Regions from separate parts of the Homo sapiens genome. Here region 2 is linked to region 1. Evidence: chromatin loops called from intact Hi-C (ENCODE). Cell type or tissue: Caco-2. All regions are shown on one strand. Links, peaks and the distances in the headings refer to the core of each region. The heading gives the core; the rest is flanking DNA. Region 1 overlaps DLG2 (discs large MAGUK scaffold protein 2). Region 2 overlaps DLG2 (discs large MAGUK scaffold protein 2).

The links. A loop is a pair of places that touch in the nucleus more often than their neighbours do. Peaks named below come from ENCODE experiments on the same cell type or tissue, not always from the same donor. Only the 100,000 strongest peaks of a DNase experiment are listed, where the experiment ranks them.
Region 2: a loop joins it to region 1, with 3 times the contacts of the local background. A loop is called at or near these places in 2 of 110 quality-filtered maps.

The regions. Positions count from the first base shown.
Region 1 is chr11:83,848,327-83,858,171 of GRCh38, reverse strand. All of the region lies in intron 16 of DLG2 (discs large MAGUK scaffold protein 2), which reads left to right. Among named protein-coding and RNA genes, the nearest start is that of DLG2-AS2, 220 kb to the right of the region's middle. In Caco-2, for the core only: no CTCF peak of the experiment used is centred there; no DNase peak of the experiment used is centred there.
Region 2 is chr11:83,917,429-83,927,273 of GRCh38, reverse strand. All of the region lies in intron 15 of DLG2 (discs large MAGUK scaffold protein 2), which reads left to right. LOC124902729 (a long non-coding RNA gene) reads right to left here. Exons shown (of 3, transcript XR_007062821.1): 2 at 8,261-8,377; 3 at 7,667-7,719. Among named protein-coding and RNA genes, the nearest start is that of DLG2-AS2, 280 kb to the right of the region's middle. In Caco-2, for the core only: no CTCF peak of the experiment used is centred there; a DNase peak (open chromatin) is centred at 5,282.

The DNA of each region.
Region 1 (9,845 bases), core at 1,027-9,026:
CATAGATCAGAACTCGTACTCAGCAAAACAGACACGTTGCATATTTGGGGTGCCCCAGCTTCATTGTGCTAGATCGAATGTCTTCATCTCTTAACCACCCTCCTTTGTTTTTGGTCCCCAGTGCTGCAATCTTCCTTTTATCAAAATCAGTTCTTAGGATCAACTTGTTCGCACTGAGATTTAGATGTCTTTTAGGTTTTCATTCCATAATGATTCATTGATCATATTCTTTGTGCCTACTATTTTACCAGGTATTTAGGACATAGGAGCAAAGAGAACTTGTATTCATTAACCACTTTTTAATAGATTTTATTTTTCAGAGCAGCTGTAGGTTCATAGTAAAAAAAAAAAAAAGAGCAGAAAATGTAGAAAATTCTCATGTGTGTCCTGCCCCAACACATGCATAGCCTCACCTGTTATTAACATCCTCCACCAGAGAAGTACATTTGTTAGAATTGATTATGCTACATTGATACATCATTATCATCCAGGGTCCATAGCTTACATTAGCGTTCACTTTTAGTGTTGCACATTCTAAGGGTTTGGACAATCGTATAATGACATGTATCTGGAATTATGGTGTCATACAAAATAGTTTCCCTGCCCTAAAAATTATCTGAACTTGGAGATTCTGATGATTATGTGTCTTGGGGATGATCTTCTTGTTAAGTATCTTACCAGGGTTCTCAGAGATGACACAAACAAATGAAAAAACATTCCATGTTCATGGATAGGAAGAATCAATATCATTAAAACAGCAATACTTCCCAACACAATTTATAGATTCAGTGCTATTCCTGTTAAACTACCATGAGATTCTTCACAGAACTAGAAAAAAACTATTTTAAAATCATATGGAACCAAAAAGGATCCTTAATAACCAAAACAATCATAAGCAAAAGGAACAAAGCTGGAGACATCACACTAGCTGACTTCAAACTATATTACAGGGCTACATGAACCAAAACTGCATGGCACAAAAACAGACACATAGACCAATGGAACAGAATAGAGAACCCAGAAATAAGACCACAGATCTGCAACTATATGATTTTGACAAACCTGACAAAAATAAGCAATGGGGAAAAGATTCCCTATTCCATAAATGGTGCTGGGAGAACTGGCTAGCCATATACAGAAGATTAAAACTGTACTCCTTTCTTATACCAGATACAAAAATAAATCAAGATGGATTAAACACTTAAATGTAAAACCCAAAACTATAAAATCCCTGGAAGACAACCTAGGCAATACCATTCAGAATATAGGCACAGGCAAAGATTTCATGATGAAGGTGCCAAAAGCAATTACACCAAAGCAAAAACTGGCAAATGATATTTAATTAAACTAAAGAGCTTCTGTACAGCAAAAGAAACTATCAACAGAGTAAACTGACCACCTACAGAATTGGAGAAAATATTTCCAAATTACGCATCTGAGAAAGGTCAAATATCCTTTAAGAAACTTAAAGGAATGTACAGAAAAAGACAAACAACCCCATTAAAAAGTGGGCAAAGGACATGAAAAGTTTACAGAAGATGACATAGATGTGGCCAGCTATCATATGAAAATAAAGGTCAACATCACTGATCATTAGAGAAATGCAAATCAAAAAACCACAATGAGATACCATCTCATGCCAGTCAGAATGGCTATTATCAAAAAGTCAAAAAACAACAGATGTTGGCAAGGTTGTGGAGAAAAAGGACTGCTTTTACACTGTTGGTGGAAGTGAAAATTAGTCCAACCATTGTGGAAAGCAGTGTGGCAATTCCTCAGAGACCTAGAGTCAGAAATACCATTTGACCCAGCAATCCCATTACTGGGTATATAACCAAGGAATATAAATTGTTCTATTATAAAGAAAATTCAAGCATATGTTCATTGCAGCACTATTCACAATAGCAAAGACATGGAATCAACCTAAATGCCCATCAATGATAGACTGGATAAAGAAAATGTGGTACATACACACCATGAATTATATGCAGACATAAAAAAAAGGAGATTATGTCCTTTGCAAGAATATGGATGGAGCTGGAAGTCATTATCCTTAGCAAAATAATGCAAGAACAGAAAACCAAATACCACATGTTCTCATTATAAGTGGAAGCTAAATTATGAGAACACATAAACACATAGTGGGGAACAACACACACTGGGGCCTGACAGAGGGTGGAGGGTGGGAGGAGGGAGAGGATCAGGAAAAATAACTAATAGATACTAGGCTTAACACCTGGGCAATGACATAACCTGTACAACAAACCTTCAAGTACAACAAACAAGTTTACCTATGTAGCAAACCTGCATATGTATCCCTGAAAATTTTTTTTTTTTGAGACAGAGTCTCTGTCACCCAGGTGGAGTGTAGTGGCACGGTCTTGGCTCACTGCAACCTCCACCTCCCAGGTTCAAGCGATTCTCCTGCCTCAGCCTCCTGATGTATCCCTGAACTTAAAAGTTTTTTAAAAATTGTATCTTCTTTTACCAATTCATCCCTTCCTCCCCCTATACCCCATCAACTACTGATTTTATTAGTGTCTCCATAGTTTTACTTTTTCCAGAGTATCAGATAGTTGGAATAATACAGTATGTAGCCTTTTCAGATTGGCTTCTTTTGCTTATATGCATTTAAGTTTCCTCCATGTACTTCTGTGGCTCGGTAGTTCATTTCTTTTTGGTGATGAATAATGTTCCATTTTCTAGATGTACCACAGTGTATTTATCCATTCACCTACTGAAGGACATCTTGATTGCTTCCAACTTTTGGCAATTATTAATAAAGCTGCTAGAACTATTCACATGCAGGTGCAGGTTTTTTTGTGGACATGTGTTTTCAGCTTCTTTGGAGAAATACCAAGGAGCACAATTGCTGGATCATATAGTAAGAGTATGTTTAGTTTTGTAAGAAACCACCAAACTATCTTCCAAAGTGACTATACCATTTGCATTCCCACCAGCAATGAATAAGTGCAGGTACACATCCTTGCCAGCATTTGTTTTTGTCAGTATTCTGGATTTCGACCATTTCAATGGGCGTGTAGTGGTATCTCATTATTGTTATAATTTGCATTTCTCTGATGATATATGATGTGAGGCGTCTTTTCATGTGCTTATTTGTCATCTGTTTATCTTCTTTGATGAGGTGTCTGAGGTTCTGTGGCCCATTTTTAGTTGAGTTGTTTGTCAGTTTTAGATTTTGTTTGTTTGTTGAGTTTTAGGAGTTCTTTGTATATTTTTAATAATAGTTCTTTATCTGACATGTCTTTTGTAATCATTTTCTCTCAGTATTTAGCTTGTCATTTCATTCTCTTGACGTTGTCTTTCACAGAGCAGACTGTTTTTATTTTAATAAAATAAAAACTGTCCATATGTTTACATATGTTAAAAACATATGTTCTATTTTAATAAAATAAAAAAGTCCAGCTTATCAGTTCTTTCTTTCATGAATCATGCCTTTGGTGTTGTATCCAAACAGTCATCTCAAAACCCAAGGTCATCTAGATTTTCTCCTACAGTATCTCCAAGGAGTTTATAGTTTTGTGTTTTGCATTTTGGTTTGTGATGAATTTTGAGTTTATTTTTGTTCAGGGTATAATGTCTGTGTCTACCTATTTTTTTCTGTTTTGCATGTGGATGTCCAGTTGTTCTAGCACCATGTTTGTCTCCTCTTTCACCAATACCATACTGTCTTGATTACTATAGCTTTATAGAAAATTTTGAAGCTAGGTAGTGTTATCCTCCAAATTTGTTTTTTCTTTCAATATTTGCTTGCTATTTGGGGTCTTTTGCCTCTCCATATAAAGTTCACAAAATAACTTGCTAGGATTTTGATTGGGATTGCACTAAATCTACAAATTAAGTTGGAAAGAACTAACATGTTGACAATATTGAGTATTTCTAGGTCTCCATTTACATGGACTATCTCTCCATTTATTTAGTTCTTTGATTTCTTGCATCAGAGTTTTGTAGTTTTTTTCATATAGGTCTTGTACATATTTTGTTAGCTTTATAACTAAGTATGTCATTTTCAGGGGTGCTAATATAAATGGCATTATATTTGTAATTTCAGTTTTCGCTTTTTCATCATTAGCATATAGGAAATTAATTGGCTTTTTTGTACTAATCCTTTATTCTACAACCTTGCTCTAATTGCTTATTAGTTCCAGGAGATTTTGGCAGTTATCTTGGATTTTATACAAAGAGTATTATGTTATCTGTGAACAAAGACAGTTTTATTTCTTCCTTCCTAATATGTATGCTTTTAATTTCCTTTTCTTGTCTGATTGTATTAACTAGAACTTGCAGTATGATGACGAAAGGCGGTGGTGAAAGGGAACATTCTTGCCTTGTTTCTGATCTTAGTGGGAAAGCTTCAAGTTTTTTTTACCATTAGGCATGATATTAGCTGTAGGGATTTTGTAGATATTATTTAATAAGTTGAGGAGTTCCCCTATTCCTAGTTTACTGAAAGTTTTCATTTTCAATGGGTGTTATTAGGTACTTTTTAGATATCAGACACTAACTCACAAAGTAAATAAAATACTCAAGAATCTCAGAGTCAAGTGAGAAAAGCAAGTATGCAAATAAATTTTTATTGTACAAGATTATAACTTTAGTGTTCTGGCTTATAATTTCTAGTTTACTCTTCTAATAAGCCTCTATGTTGTGAACTTCTTGGGAGCAGAAACCATCTGCTTTATGGTAATAATCCTAGCCACAGTGGAGCCCTCCAGGAGTATAGTAGACCCTCAACAGATACTTGTTAAATGGATAAAAAGATAGAGTGTGATAATTAGGATAATCACAATATGAATTTGGTGCAATAGAATCCTAGAGGAACTAGTGTTAGGGAGAGCTGAGGAGACCAAATGTTGTTCAACTATTCATGAGGAATGAGGGAAAGTTTCCTAGGTATATAAAAGAGAGGAAGCCAACTGCTGGCAGAAAGGACTATACATGGAAAGACCAAGGTGAGGGAAAGAGTCCACTTAAAGAAAAGCTAGGAATTCGGAGAAAATCAAGGGGATTTTATGTGATTGGAATTTAGAGTATTTTTGAGGGTTTGTCAGAAGATGAGGCTACACATATTTGTTTAGAGGAAAAATTTTGATGATTCTTCTAAAAATCACTTCCCATTCTTATCAGTGTCCAAAGTTGGCTTTCAGATTTTGCTGTGACTAAAGGAAATAGTTAATGAATAACTTTAAGAATGCCATGTTCAAGAAGAGTTTGGCTAACCTCTGCTCTAAGGGCAGGAGTCTGGGTAGAAAGGGAAAGTAGGTCAGTAAGATCAATGAAATTTCTCAATTGAGAAAGCAAGGATGGGAAGCAATGCTCTTCCTCTTTTTTCCTGATAAAGAAAAGAAGGAATTAGAAAACTCATCAGGGCTGAACTAATTGTTATGTAAAGCCTCCCCTAGAATTAGCAAAAAAACAGAACTTGTAGCTGGTAAAACATTTATACAGGACATTTATACAGGACAACACCTGTGATACCCCCAGAGAAGAGAACAGTTGAATGTTTCTTTTAAAGGAAAGAATTTTTAGAGTTCAACTACAGCTAAAGGTTAGTAAGATGTTTGTATTTCCTTACATATTATCTTTGAAAATGAATTTCAGTAATAGTAATTAATGATGCATTCATGGTAGTCCTTTGTCTTTTTTTTCCACAGTAATTCTTACATACATATCTTAACTACATGAAAACTTCTGAAATTCTATTAATGAGGTTTATGGAAAGCTTTGCCATTTGAATATAAGGCTTTCTGCCCAGGCACCTGGTAACAGCTCCCAAAACTGCACTGGTATGATTATACTTTTATTTCAAATCCATTTTCTGAAGTGACAGGTCATAGGGATTGAGTCAGCCTCAGTGACTCCTTTTGCCCCTCTAGGCAGGTGATGTTCATGTCAGTTTGTGCATTGGCTCACGTAGCCCCTACCAGAACGTATTAGCTTCCTAGGTCTCAGATAACAAGCTACTCAAACTGAGTGTTTAAAACAACAGAAATGTATTGTCTCTCAGTTCTGGAGGCTAGAGTCCAAAATCAAAGTGTTAGCAGGCCCTGGTCCCTCTGAAACCTGTAGGGGACTCTCCTTGCCTCTTCCTAGCTTCTGGAGTTTTACCAGCAACCTCGAGTGTTCCTTGGTTTGCAGCTGCACCACTCCAACACTGGCCTCCATCTTCTTATGGCATTCTCCTGGTGTATCTCTGTCTTCACATGGCTGTCTTTTTTTTTTTTTTTTTTAAGAGACGGAGTCTCGCTCTGTCACCCAGGCTGGAGTTCAGTGGCACGATCTTGGCTGACTGCAATCTCCGCCTCCTGGGTTCAAGCAATTCTCTGCCTCAGCCTCCTGAGTAGCTGGGATTACAGGTGCCCGCCACCATGCCCGGCTAATTTTTGTTTTTTTAGCAGAGATAGGGTTTTACCAATTTGGCCAGGCTGGTCTTGAACTCCCGACCTCGTGATCCACCCACCTTGACCTCCCAAAGTGCTGGGATTACAGGCAAGAGCCACCACGCCCCGCCTTTTTTTTTTTTGAGACCGAGTTTCACTCTTATTGCTCAGGCTGGAGTGCAATGGCTCCATCTCCGCTCACTGCAACCTCTGCCTCCCGAGTTCAAGCAATTCTCCTGCCTCAGCCTCCCGAGTAGCTGGGATTACAGGTGCCTGCCACCACACCCAGCTAATTTTTTTGTATTTTTAGTAGAGAAGAGGTTTCACCATGTTGGCCAAGCTAGTCTCGAACTCCCGACCTCAGGTGATTCACCTGCCTTGGACTCCCAAAGTGCTGGGATTATAGGCATGAGCCACCCCGCCCAGCCCTGGCTGTCTCCTTATAAGGAGACCCGTCAGATTGGATAAGGGACTCATTCTACTCCACTGTGACCTCTTCTTAACATCTAACATCTGCCACAATCCTTTCCTAACATGTCACATTCTGGGGTATTGGGACAGTTAGGACTTCAAAAATTCTTTTTTTTTTTTTTTGAGACGGAGTCTCACTCTGTCACCCAGGCTGGAGTACAGTGCCGCGGTCTCAGCTCACTGCAAGCTCCACCTCCCAGGTTCACACCATTCTCCTGCCTCAGCCTCCCAAGTAGCTGGGACTACAGGCGCCCGCCACCACGCCAGGCTAATTTTTTGTATTTTTCAGTAGAGACGGGGTTTCACCGTGTTAGCCAGGATGATCTCGATCTCCTGACCTCGTGATCTGCCCGCCTCGGCCTCCCAAAGTAGTGGGATTACAGGTGTGAGCCACCGCGCCCGGCCTCAAAATTTCTTTAGGGTTGGAGACACAAAATTCAACACATAATGCAGAGTGTAAACTTTTCAGGGACAGAGAGCTCTTGTATAGCTTTGTATGTGCAAGGCTCAGCCAGGGTCGAGCCCAGTAGCTGCTGGCCAAACCTTGGTTAAATGAATGAAGAAAGTATATGCAAATATTCTGCTCTGTTCTTCTGAGTATTAAGAATTGAATCTCTGTTTGCCCTGTCTAAGAACCTCTTCCTGATCTGGCCTCTGCCTTCATGTCTCCACCACACCCCTGCTAGAATGGTACATTGTAGTCCAGTGAAAATATTTGCTTTCCTTCAAACACCACATATTCCCTGACTTCCTTAATTTATGCTTTTCCTTATTCATTAATTATTATCCCACTCCCCATCTCTCTATATCAAATCAGTGCTCTCCTATCTATTAGAAAACTTACCCCGGGCTGCCGCGGTGGCTCATGACTGTAATCCCAGCACTTTGGGAGGCAGAGAGGGGTGGATCACAAGGTCAAGAAATCAAGACCATCCTGGCTAACACGGTGAAACCCCATCTCTACTAAAAATACAAAAAATTAGCCGGGAGTGGTGGCACATGCCTGTAATCCCAGCTACTTGGGAGGCTGAGGCAGGAGAATCTCTTGAACCCGGGAAGCGGAGGTTGCAGTGAGCCGGGATCACGCCACTGCACTCCAGCCTGGGAGACAGAGTGAGACTCCGTCTCAAGTAAAAAAACACACACACACACACACACACACACACACACACACACTTACCCCAAATGTTACGGATGAATGAATGTTATTATAATTAGTTATTTTTACTTACCTCCCTGTCCCCCTAGGATGAGAGCCCATTAAGTCAGGACCTAAATTGTATTTATAGTTATATTTCCAGCGCCAAGCACAGCACCAGAAGTGTATTTACCTTGAAACCCTAGGCCCTTCAATTACATGGACCTCTTCAAGCTCTTGTACCTTGTTTGCTAGACATTTTGCTGGGTACTGGAGACACGAAGGCCGGGGGAAAGGGAGTTCATTTACAGTAAGCACATTTTAGATGTCAGGCACTAGCATTCTGGGTAAATAAGAAATTCGCGTTATAAATGTAATATTTTATGCTTTTTTTTTAAAAAAAAAAAAAAAAGGAGCTCCAGATTGTAAAACTTCCAGACCACATAAAACCTGCATCTGCCCTTGCAAAGCACATGCTATGCTGAGAGAAGTAATTCACAAAGCAAATAATTCTGGCCATGTTTTCCTGTGTAATTAAAGTGTGATCTCCTTCAGCAAACCTTCCATAGACCCCCATCTAGAAATTATTTCTTTCTATCCCAGGCCCTCATAACAATTTTTATGTATCTCTTTTATTATTCTACATTTCGTTTCAAATATCTATGTCTCTATATTTATGTCTTATTTCTTCCTCTAGATTAGAAATTCTATGAGGACCAAGTCGGTCATAATAATCTTCATCTATAACACAATACTTGACAAATGTTTATGCTCGATAAACATTTGAATGGCTATTAAGAGCTTGCAATTTTTTATTTGTTTATTATTTATTAATTTATTATATATATTATTTATTTATATTTATTTATCTCCCTTATTTATTAATATGGTCCAGGAATTTGCATTTATTATCCCATTTAATCCTCACAAAAACCACAATGTAAGTACTACCATTATACCCATTTTGGGATATAAAAACTGAGGTTCAACAAGATGAAGTAAATTGACCAAAGTCTTGTAGCTAATAAATGGCAAATCTCAGTTTTAAACTTAGATGTGTGTCTGAAACCAAAGCTGGGTAATTAACTACTGCAGAGGAATAAGTCATTCTTCAAAAAATTGAATAGATATATTTTTTGTGCATAAAGAATTCCCAGTTGGTAGAGGACAGATACGTATATCTGTATCTATTTTTAAGTGATAGTGCTATAATGCCCCCAAATAAAATGCTCTGGGAACACTGCCCAGGAGATGGCTAAATGTGCCTGTGGAATTGTTGAAGGATAAACTGGTTCATCTGGAGATGGGCATTCCAAACAGAGGAAGAACACACAAATGGCACAGGAGAGTCTGACCATGAGGGCCACACAGGAATTTATGCATAATTGATAGGTATAGTGCCAGAAGGAATGTATTGGAAGTTGAGATTGAAGAAGTCCATGGAGCCCAAATTAATAGTTACTTCATATTGTTAGGAGAATCCTAGTTAGGGATCCCTGGCAGAGATGTCATGGGCCTGAACTAAGGCAACAATACTAAGATGACGTGAGAGGCATTTCTGAATTAAAGATGACTGCATTTGTTGGATGATTGGAAGTACTAGATGAGCAGTAGAGAAGAAAATGCAGAAGTTTCTGATTTGAAAATTGGGCAGACACAATTAACCCAGATAAGGAACAAAAGGGAGAAAAAAAATTCTGGGAGAAAATAATGATTTCATTCTGGAGCAACTGAATAGAAATTTGGAGTAGAGAAGACTGATCTGAGCTAGAGATATGAATTAGTGGATTATCAATATAGCAAAGGATAAGACCACCTATTTATTAATTTATTCA
Region 2 (9,845 bases), core at 937-8,936, 69 kb before region 1:
CGCAATGAGTGGAATTGTGTATTTTTGGGCACTGCTATATTCCTAACAGTTAGTACAGTATCTGGCTAGCAGGAGCTCAGGATTATTGGATGAATACATAAACATGGAAATAAAATCTGCAAACAAGCAAACTGTTACCTGTTTGAAAACAAGTCGTAAGCTCAAGCTGCGCTTTACCTAGTTCTTAGTAGGTATATAAAACTACTCCATGAATGAATGAATCCATGCATAGAAACAAATAATAACTAGAACTTACTTTATGTCGTACTTTCACCATAAACTATGTCTATGGTGATTGTCTACATTATAAATCCATTAGGCACCTGTCAGTTCTTCGTGAGGACTCAGTAATTCATTTCAGATATTATTTATTTTTCCAATGGGAAATACCTCTCCAAGCCACTGTATCTTGAAATGCAGCCAATAATTCAGGGGCAAAGTAAAATATTCTGGTTCCATTTTTGACACCATCACCTGTGTGCTGTTCTCTGTGTTCTTGAATAACATATAGACCCTCGGAAGTAGATGAGAACTTAGAATTAGATAGAAAAACCCTTATCCAACTCTAGTAATGTTGTGGAACCCAATCTACTATCTTCACAGTCTACGTCTTATTACACCTCATGGTTAAATATAAATATTCTAGAATCTTTTGCCCTAAAAAAGATATTATAAAAATATATCTATTAATTTATTTAGCTAAGCCTTATCAAGGATCATCCACAAAGTGCAAGATGCTACTATAATGGGACAACTTTTTACAAAGGTGCAAGGTGAAAAAGCCAAAAATGTTGAAGAAATGCCTGATTTTTAGGATGCAGTAGATAATGATGTATATTTTGTTCAGAGCTTTTGAAAAATTCCTGAAGTCTATTCCAGAAACTTGCCCATATTGATATAGCAGTTATGGCTTCAGATTAGAATATGCACTAGCTCTGGAAAAGTTAGCATGTGAAACCATCCTTACATTTACATCAGTTTAATTCCTAATCCACATTTAGAAGAATAAAGGTTAGTCAGCAAAAGCAACCTGAGTCAGTCTTCTGTATTTTCTGAGCTTCAGTGGGAATACCCAAGTTCTCAGCTCTTTGAATTAATAGCAAACATTCAGGGATGAATTAATTGTACACACAATTTACTTCTGTAAGACCGTTTAAAAGAAAACAGAGAAGTTGTTAGTTTTTCTTAGGAAAGCACTTTAAATTACTTGGCACAGTGCCTATGGCTGCAGATTATGTTTGGAGGAATTGACTTCTTAATGCTTGCAGAAGCAAGAAATGTGCAGAGCCTGAAATCAAACTAAAATTTGAAAAACAAATAGGATTTCTATGGGACTCCTGCTTATCTAGTACATCTCTTTTTCTTTGAAAAAAGGTAATTTTGATGTTTTAATTGGTTTTTCTACTTTGGGAGAGTAAGTTTTTCAGCTTTTGATATTTCTAGGGCAAGGAGAATAGTATTCTTGGCTGTTTTATCAATATTTATGGCATACATTTATTTGTCCTTTTACATAAAAGGTCCTAATTATTGTTATTTTGCAGTTGATAACAGAGGCTGAGATAAACCAGATGAAGGCTAATTAAAATATATTGGCAGGTTTTGGATGGGAAATGAACTGTGAAGCACTATATCGTCATAAAACATCTTCACTCACTGAAGGATATATATATTCATGGGACTTCAACTAGTTACCAGGCATCATCCTTAATGTTAGGGATTCAAAGGTGAAAAAAACATGGTCTCTCCCCTTAAATATCTCACAGACATATAAATGAAGAATTACTTACCATGTGATATATATCTGCTAAAAGGCCTCAGTTTCTCAAATGTACCTAATCTCTAGGTAGCTGTTAAAATAACAAATTTAAAGAAATTAAACTTAACAGAGTTTATTTGAGCAAAGAACAATTCATGAATCAGGCAGCACTCAGAACCAGAAGAGGTTTAGAGAGCTCCACTGAGCAGTTTGAGAAGCAACCTTTTATAGCCTGTACACAGAAGCAAAGCAGAGAAATCACCTGATGGGCTACAGCTAGGCATCTGCTTTATTTGGGCACGGTGTGATGAGTTGGCTGCCTGCAATTGACTGAAACCCAGCTGCTTGTGAGTATCTGAAACGCTACTCTGTGTAACACTTCTAAGTTAGGTTTCAGATTGTTATGTGGGAACTCAGAGTATGGAGACAGCGTTAACCTAAGGGCCTCCTGCTTATTTAATTTAGCATAACTACAATCAGATTATTACAAGCGGTAGTGTTGGAAGCAAATATGACCTCAGACTGTTCCTTCTGCAGAGGCATTAACATACACAAAGAAATGGCCCCGTCCACACCTAGCCATCAATTTCTAATCATGTATAAGAAGCATTATCTATGAAAAATGCACACTCATCTTCTCATAGGTCTAACTTCTAACTGTTCTCTGCTGGGCTCAGAGAATCCACATTTATAATTTACCACCTTTGTAGAAATCATAACGTTGGCAGCCTCAAGCCATTCTTAGTTTTGGGATGCAGAGCAAGATCTTTATTTTATAAGACCTCAATCATATGCCAGAGTTATGGTAAGCCCCTGAATAGTACCTCAGGCTGAGGTGAGAATGAATTTTAATTTGTATTAAAGAACTGTTATAAAAGACTGTTTCCGTTCATAGCTTAATAGCGAGTCCAGTGAATTGTGAAGGGAGATGAATGGTAGGGTTGGCAGTATGGGGGAAGGGCTGTGCAAGCCTGCCTGTATTTTTATAGAGATCTAAGTATTTTACAACATGCCATTTTGTTTTCATTAAGGCTTCAAAATTTACTTCTCAGAGAAGAGAAAGTAAACCTTCCATTTTAACCCTTTAATTCAGTTCTGTAGACTATCAGCCCATATGAAGTTATAGGATCCCTTAAATGAGTTTTTAAAGTCAGCAGGTATATGTGTTCCAAATTGAATACTAAAACTTATCTTTGGCAAGCTTTCTTTCCTTGCAGAGTGGCAGAAAATTTACTGGGCCTTTAATGTTTTAACTGTTTCAAAGTCTGTAAATACAAAATCAAATACAAATTCCAAAACTAATCTCTAATAGAAGTGCATGTAAGTCTCTAAAGGTAAACATAGGAGGAATTACCTAACTCTGCCCTTGTTTTTCTGGGCATTTTCATGAAGACACTGAGCTTATCAGTAGGATTAGGGAAGAGATGTGTTCCAAGTAAAAGAAATAGGAATAAGTTAAGCATCGTGTTATATAAAGGCACACAATGCCTTCTGGGACTACCAGACTACCTGTGTGGCTGAGGGCTATTGGGTGGGTGATAAGGTTGGAGAAAAAGGCAGCTGTGTATCATAGAAGATCTTACTTACCAAGCTGAGGATTTTGTACTTTATCCTATAGGCAGTGGGGAGCTGTTGAAGAGTTTTAAAGCTGAGCAAAGACACAAGCTGCTTTGCATTTTTAAAAAGATCACTCTGCCACCTGTGTGGGAAAAGTTTGAATGCAGGGAAACTAGTTAGTATTATATTATAGAGCAGGGTTGAAATAATGAAGAACTGAACTGAGACTATCGAGATAGGGAGGTACAAATGGATTCAGAACTATTTATTAAATAAAACAGGTGGTACTTGGTGACTGACTCAGGGGAAGAATTTTCTGGCTTGGGATATTTACTGGAGGGTGATTCTTTGCCCCTGTTGGACAGAATGAGCACTCTTGTCCACAATAAGTACACTTAAACATAAAACTCTTTAGAAAACAATGGGAGGGAAGGGAGACAAAATATATCGGGTCCCTTGTTTGAGGTAGTGGCAAGGTGAAGTCACAGAGGAGCTAAGGATTGTGCCCGAACTGTCTAGGTCTGAAGCCTCCCATTTGGCCATACTAATCATGTGCATTTTAGCTAAACATGTTACCACCCTCAGAGCCTCAATTCCCTCATTAGAAAGTGAGAAGAATAATTGTATCTGTGCTGTTCCCCTCATAGGATTGCTGTGATGATCAAGGGAAATTGAGCAAATGAATTTTCATCCAGGCACTAGCCACATTAGTCATTATTAATTGTTCCCATATGTGTATTCTATTTTAAAGCCTTGAACTCATGTATATTGATTTTTGTTGCTATCACAAATCAGGTAGAAAATGTTTATCAGTTCAGGCAAATCCCCTGAGGTCATAAGAAAGCTGTTTGGGCTGAGACCTTCTATCATTCTTAGCAGCCATCCTTCTTGTCATCATAATCAATGTCACATATTTTTCCTTTTATTATTACGTTTATAGGCTCCCTGTAAATGGCAGCATGTGTCTAATCCCATATGTGATTTTATACTTATATGAGATACTTTTCTATCTACTCATAGTGGTATTTCTGTCTTACATGTTTCTTCTCAGGAGTGTGGACAAAATAATAGCCGCTTTATGGTACACAGATCAGTAGCCAGGCACTTTACATAGGTAGTTTATTGTTTCTAATAATCTCATTAATTTTGCAAAGTGTGTGTTTTGATCTAGCAATTGGAGGAATCTGGGCTGTACCCAAGGCATTCTCACATCCAAGCTCATCTTCTCACAGAGCCTTAATCACGTTCACTCTGTACACTGTAGCTTCTCACTCTGTTCCCCACTTCCCACATCCACTCTGCCACGAATCTGTAGATTCTGAAAGGAAATTTGAGCCTTGTTCACACGATTCAATCTGGGAAACAGCACCATTAGAAAAAGAAAGAAGATGCTTACAAATCAGTGACCTTCTTATGCCCTTAAAAGGCTGATATAATCTTAAAGAATTCTTTATTTCACTTTTAATTAAAACCAAGAGACTGAGCCCTCTGAGAATGACTCACAAGGCATAGCCCCTTTCTAAGTTTATGTAGTAGCTTATTTTTCAAACGCTGTCACTCCCTTTTTGAAGTAGGTGATCACTAAACCCAATATGAATTAAGGAAAATAAGGAGAGATTAATTGACTCCCAGAGTGACAGAGGCCACTCTTGCTACATTTGGTTTTATAGCCTATTTCCTCTGCAATGCAATCTGTGAAAGGGTTTACATGGAAAGAAATACCCCTTGATTTTATATTAATGCATTGTCTCAATAGATAATTTCTTAAATTTACAGCATTCATTGTTGTCCCTCACTATTTTTTGATACTAGCGGGAAGATATTCTTTCATTAAGAATTCAATAATTGTTTTAAAAGCACAGTTAACATTTTGTAATGTAAAGGACAACAGAAAACAAGGAACTCACCCTGTTTTAAAAGCTCTTATTTACTCTGCACAACAACCCAGGCAGGTAGAGTCAGGAGGCTTCATGAGGGTCAAATACCTTGAGATAACAGAGTTGGGAAGTGAAACCAGATTGGTTTTACTCCAGAATTCCTATTCTGTGACGTTCAAATAACTCCGTGATAAAGCAATCTAAATTTAATTGATTAGCTTTTTAAAAAAAAGTTAAAAGTGAGATAATATCTCTATCTGAGATGATGTGAATATTTTCTGTTAGTTTTAGTATGTCTGTTTGTGTTTTGGGAGCAATCTTTGTATTTACTTTAGTAACCATCAAATTATTGGGTAGCAATAAGAAAACAGAGAATAAGCACAGCTTCAAAAGCATTCCTTTGTGAAGGAAACTACCTATGAGAAAATTCTATGCAAAAATCACCATGGCAACAAATTGTAGGACTCAGAATCAAGATAGTAACGTTAAACCATAACACCCATTGCGTAGATATTAATTAAAACCACTGATGTGTATTGGGTGCCCTTAGGTGCTATGCGCTATTCCAGAAGTTTTATATGTACCAACTCATTTTAACCTTATAATGACTTATGCGGTAGCTATGATCATCCCAATTTTATGGAAATATTACGGTACATGGTTTGAGAAACAAATGGAAACAATGAGATGAGATAGTTGCAAATGAGGTCATCAGAAATTACACTTAGAATATTAATTTTATTTGAGCAGAAGTTTTGTTTTATTTATCATTTTATTCCCTGTGCCAAAAATCGTACCTGGCATATAGTACTAATAGTAACAATGACAATACAGATGATGATGATGGCAACTATGAGGATAATGATTACAACAATCACTGTTTATCATCTTGTTACCTACCCAGCAGAACTTTATACAAATTAACTCATTAATCTCCACAGCAACCCAGGGAGGTATGTGTTATTATTATCCCATTTTGCAGGTGATGAAACAGTTAGCTAACCTTTCTAAGGTAGAATTTGAACCTAACTAGGCTGGTACTAGAGTCTGTGTTTTTAAATGTGCTTAATAAATATTGACTGAATATTATAGTAGTAATTCTTCAAGTATTGAATTCTGCTTCAGAGAAAAGTACACCCCATTAAACAATAGTCACATCTTTTTAGTAGATAGGTGATATATCAACAGATGACTGATTGATATATGAAGATAGATAGATAGACAGACAATGAATATATGGTTAGGAAACTAGACTCTAGAACACAAAATATTAGAGTTTGAATTTTGCCTCCACAACTTTCTAGCTTTGTAAACTTGAGCAAGGGACTTTTCTAAAAGGTAGCAATTATTGTAGTATCAATCTCATGGGGTACCTATAAGGATTTCAAGAGGTTTTATATAAAGTGCTGAGAGCAATACCTGATAAATATGAAGTGCTCCATAAATTTTAGCTATCATTATATTTGTATATGTGAGATGATGTATTGTGACCCCCCCAATAGATACCTCAGGCTGAGGTGAGAATGATTTTTTTTCAAAAGACTGTTATAAAAGACTGTTTCCATTCATAACTTAATAGTGAGTCCAGTGAATTGTGAAGGGAGATGAATGGTAGGGTTGGCAGTATGGGGGAAGGGCTGTGCAAGCCTGCCTGTATTTATATAGAGATCTAAATATTTTAGAATGTAGAATTTTATTTTAATTAAAAGATTAAAATCTGCCTCTCAGAGAAGAGAAAATAAACCTTCCCTATCAACCCTTTAATTTGGTTCTGTAGACCTTCAGCTCATATGAGGTTTAAAGGATCTCTTGAAGAGGGCTTTTAAAGTCAGTAGGTGTGTGTGTTCCAAATTGAATACTAAAACTTAAGATCACTCTATGCCAGAGGAAATGAATACCTTAGAGGGTAAAGAGGAATTTTATGGCTTGCTTTTAAAAGGAGAGGGTACACTGGGCCACTACTAAGCGGCCAAAGCCTTTGTCCAAATTTTACGAAGGCTCCCCTTCTTCTGGCACGCACTGTGTCAGGGTCTGTGGCATGGTGAACAGCATTCAGACTAGATTTCAGCCCTAACTCATCCCCGTGACCAAGTGTTCTTTGAGCAACCTGCCTAACATAATAAATTGACCCAAATGAAGATGGATATCAGGATATGAATAAGAATTTCATTTCTCTGTGTTATTTAGATCTCCTTCAAATTCATCTAATTCATGCTCTGTTTTCTTTCCTATGCCTCCGGCATAATTGTAAAGATATTATTCCATCAGCCTTATGGGAAAAAAATAACTAGATGCTAACATAGGTTCAGAGATGGTTGGGTACAAAGATTGGACTAAACAGTTTAGTCCAACCTCTATATTTTCCAGATGAGGAAACTGTCACTCAGACCCCAAACAGGCATTAAATTCATATTATAAGGTTAGCACTTCTGAGGATATGCAATCCAGATGTGGCTGACCCCTGTTCTCAGAAGATTTAGGGACCACTGGACCTAGAGAGTTTCTTTTGTGGATATAGTCAACAGCCACCTGTAATGTAAAAAAGGAGAAATAAGAAAATAAAAGGTCTAGAAATTTATTATGGATAGAATATTTCAAATATGTATGAATTTTAATCAGCTTCTGCCTTATTTATTTTGGATCCAGCCTGATTTTTTTCCATAGCTATATATAGATTTGTATTTATTGAATGCTGGGTATTCAGAGACTCTGCATGGGAAACCTGAAGGTCAGATAGTAGCCCCGTTTTCCTTTCTATCTGACCAGTTACTTGGTAAGTTCTTACTATTCTCACCATCAGTGAAATAGTACAGGGCCTATGGTACCTGTAGACCCTAAGCTACACTGGACATGAGGAAAGCAGCTGTGAAATATAAAACAGAGCCTCTACCAGATTTCTACCATTATAATTGCTGGAGTTCTGTGGTTATTCTTTCCCTCCTTATAGGGCCTGTTGGTGAATCACAAGATGTCCTAGGCAACCATTTCCACACTTTCACAATACAACACTTTCCTTATTGTTTTCCCATAGAAATCTCCTCACTTACAAGAACTTCCTTACTCTTCTCACCTTTGTCACTGTCCCAATTGCTTTGAGTGATGTTATGTTGGATATGCATCTCCTTTCCCACTCTTGTCCACACTGGAGCTCCATGTTGACGCTAGACTTCTAAGAACTGGGCAGTGTCTGGCAGAGGCAAGATGAGAAGCCTTCAATTTATTTTACAAAGACTTTTTTTTTTTGACCAAGATTTTTCCACCTTGGGCTGTGACTTCACAGAGGGGAGTCTCATGTTACAGCACTGAGATCCCCACTCTGCCCTTTGACAGGCGCCGTGTGGGACCCATGGTCAGCTGAGGCCTCTTTCCTCAGGCAGGGACTTTACTTCACTTTCTATCTTCCACAGCAGCTCTGTTCCTGTGCTGGCCAGGTTCCCTGCCCTGATTTTCATACTGGAGCCTTTTCCTCTGGGATTCTTGTGACTCATAAAGTCAGCCTCTAATTCAGGCACTTTTCCCAGCAGAGAAACAAAAAAGACAAACATGGACGTTTCTGTTGTTGTTAAGTAGCATTAACATTCAGGTTCAGGAGCAACAAACCTTTTCTTAGAAGACGATATACCTTTTAAAACCCTGAAGTTAAAGAATTACCACAGGAAGAATGGGGATGGCAACTGTAGGAAATCAGGATAGGTGTGAGTGAATGCCTTGGCCACTGAGGCCTCAGGCAGCTACTGGTATCCAATAGGTCGAGAGCACCTATGAACCTCCGATCAAAGACCTTCTGCTGTAAATCATAGCTCCACAATGCTAGTTGTCTCTCCTGAGTTCTCACCTATACGTATACTGTTGGTTTCTTCTTTCCATTCTCTGTAAAAGGCCCCCTAATGTATCTCATGTTCTTGCTTTAGCCCACAGTGAGACCTCTTTCATGGAATGCCATGGAGCCCTCTCTCTTTCCCTAGGTCAACAAGTAGAAATTCACATGTGTTCAAGATCCAAGCTCTTTGTAATGGGACATCTGCCTTCTCACATTATTACTGTTTTCAGACCCTACCTTTCTGCTTGGTAGGTTCAAAATCAGCTACTAAGGGGACTTGCAAACAATCCTTCATTCTTCTTCATGCACTTTCATCCCATAATGCCTAAGGGAATAATGAACTTCAAGAACAGCCAGAATCGAATTGTAGATTTTCCTCTAGTAATAACTGTGTAACTCTAGTAATAACTATGAAAACAGAATATATTTCTGTCATCTGTTTAAAGGTAGGAACCATGCTGTATGTTATCATGTGACACATGAGCACGTAGTAGACATTCATTGGAATGACAAGTGGTGGGTATTTACCTACGACTGTGATTTATAGTCTTATAGCTCAAAGGAAGAGTTCACATTTAATGGAAGCTCTTCTTCAGGCTCAAGGATATGTGCGGAAGAACTGGCAGACAGAGGGAAGTCCTTCCAGCAGGGTCAGATTTCATCCTTGTTCTCTTGGGGGATGGTGATGCACATAGTTTCCCCTGGGATTTTTTGATTTCAGAGTTAGGACACAGAAACTGATTTTCATCAACCCATCTATTATGTACTATAACAGTGTCTGCTTTTTGTTAAAGTCTTTTTCATCTATACTAAACATGTGTCAATATCAGATGCT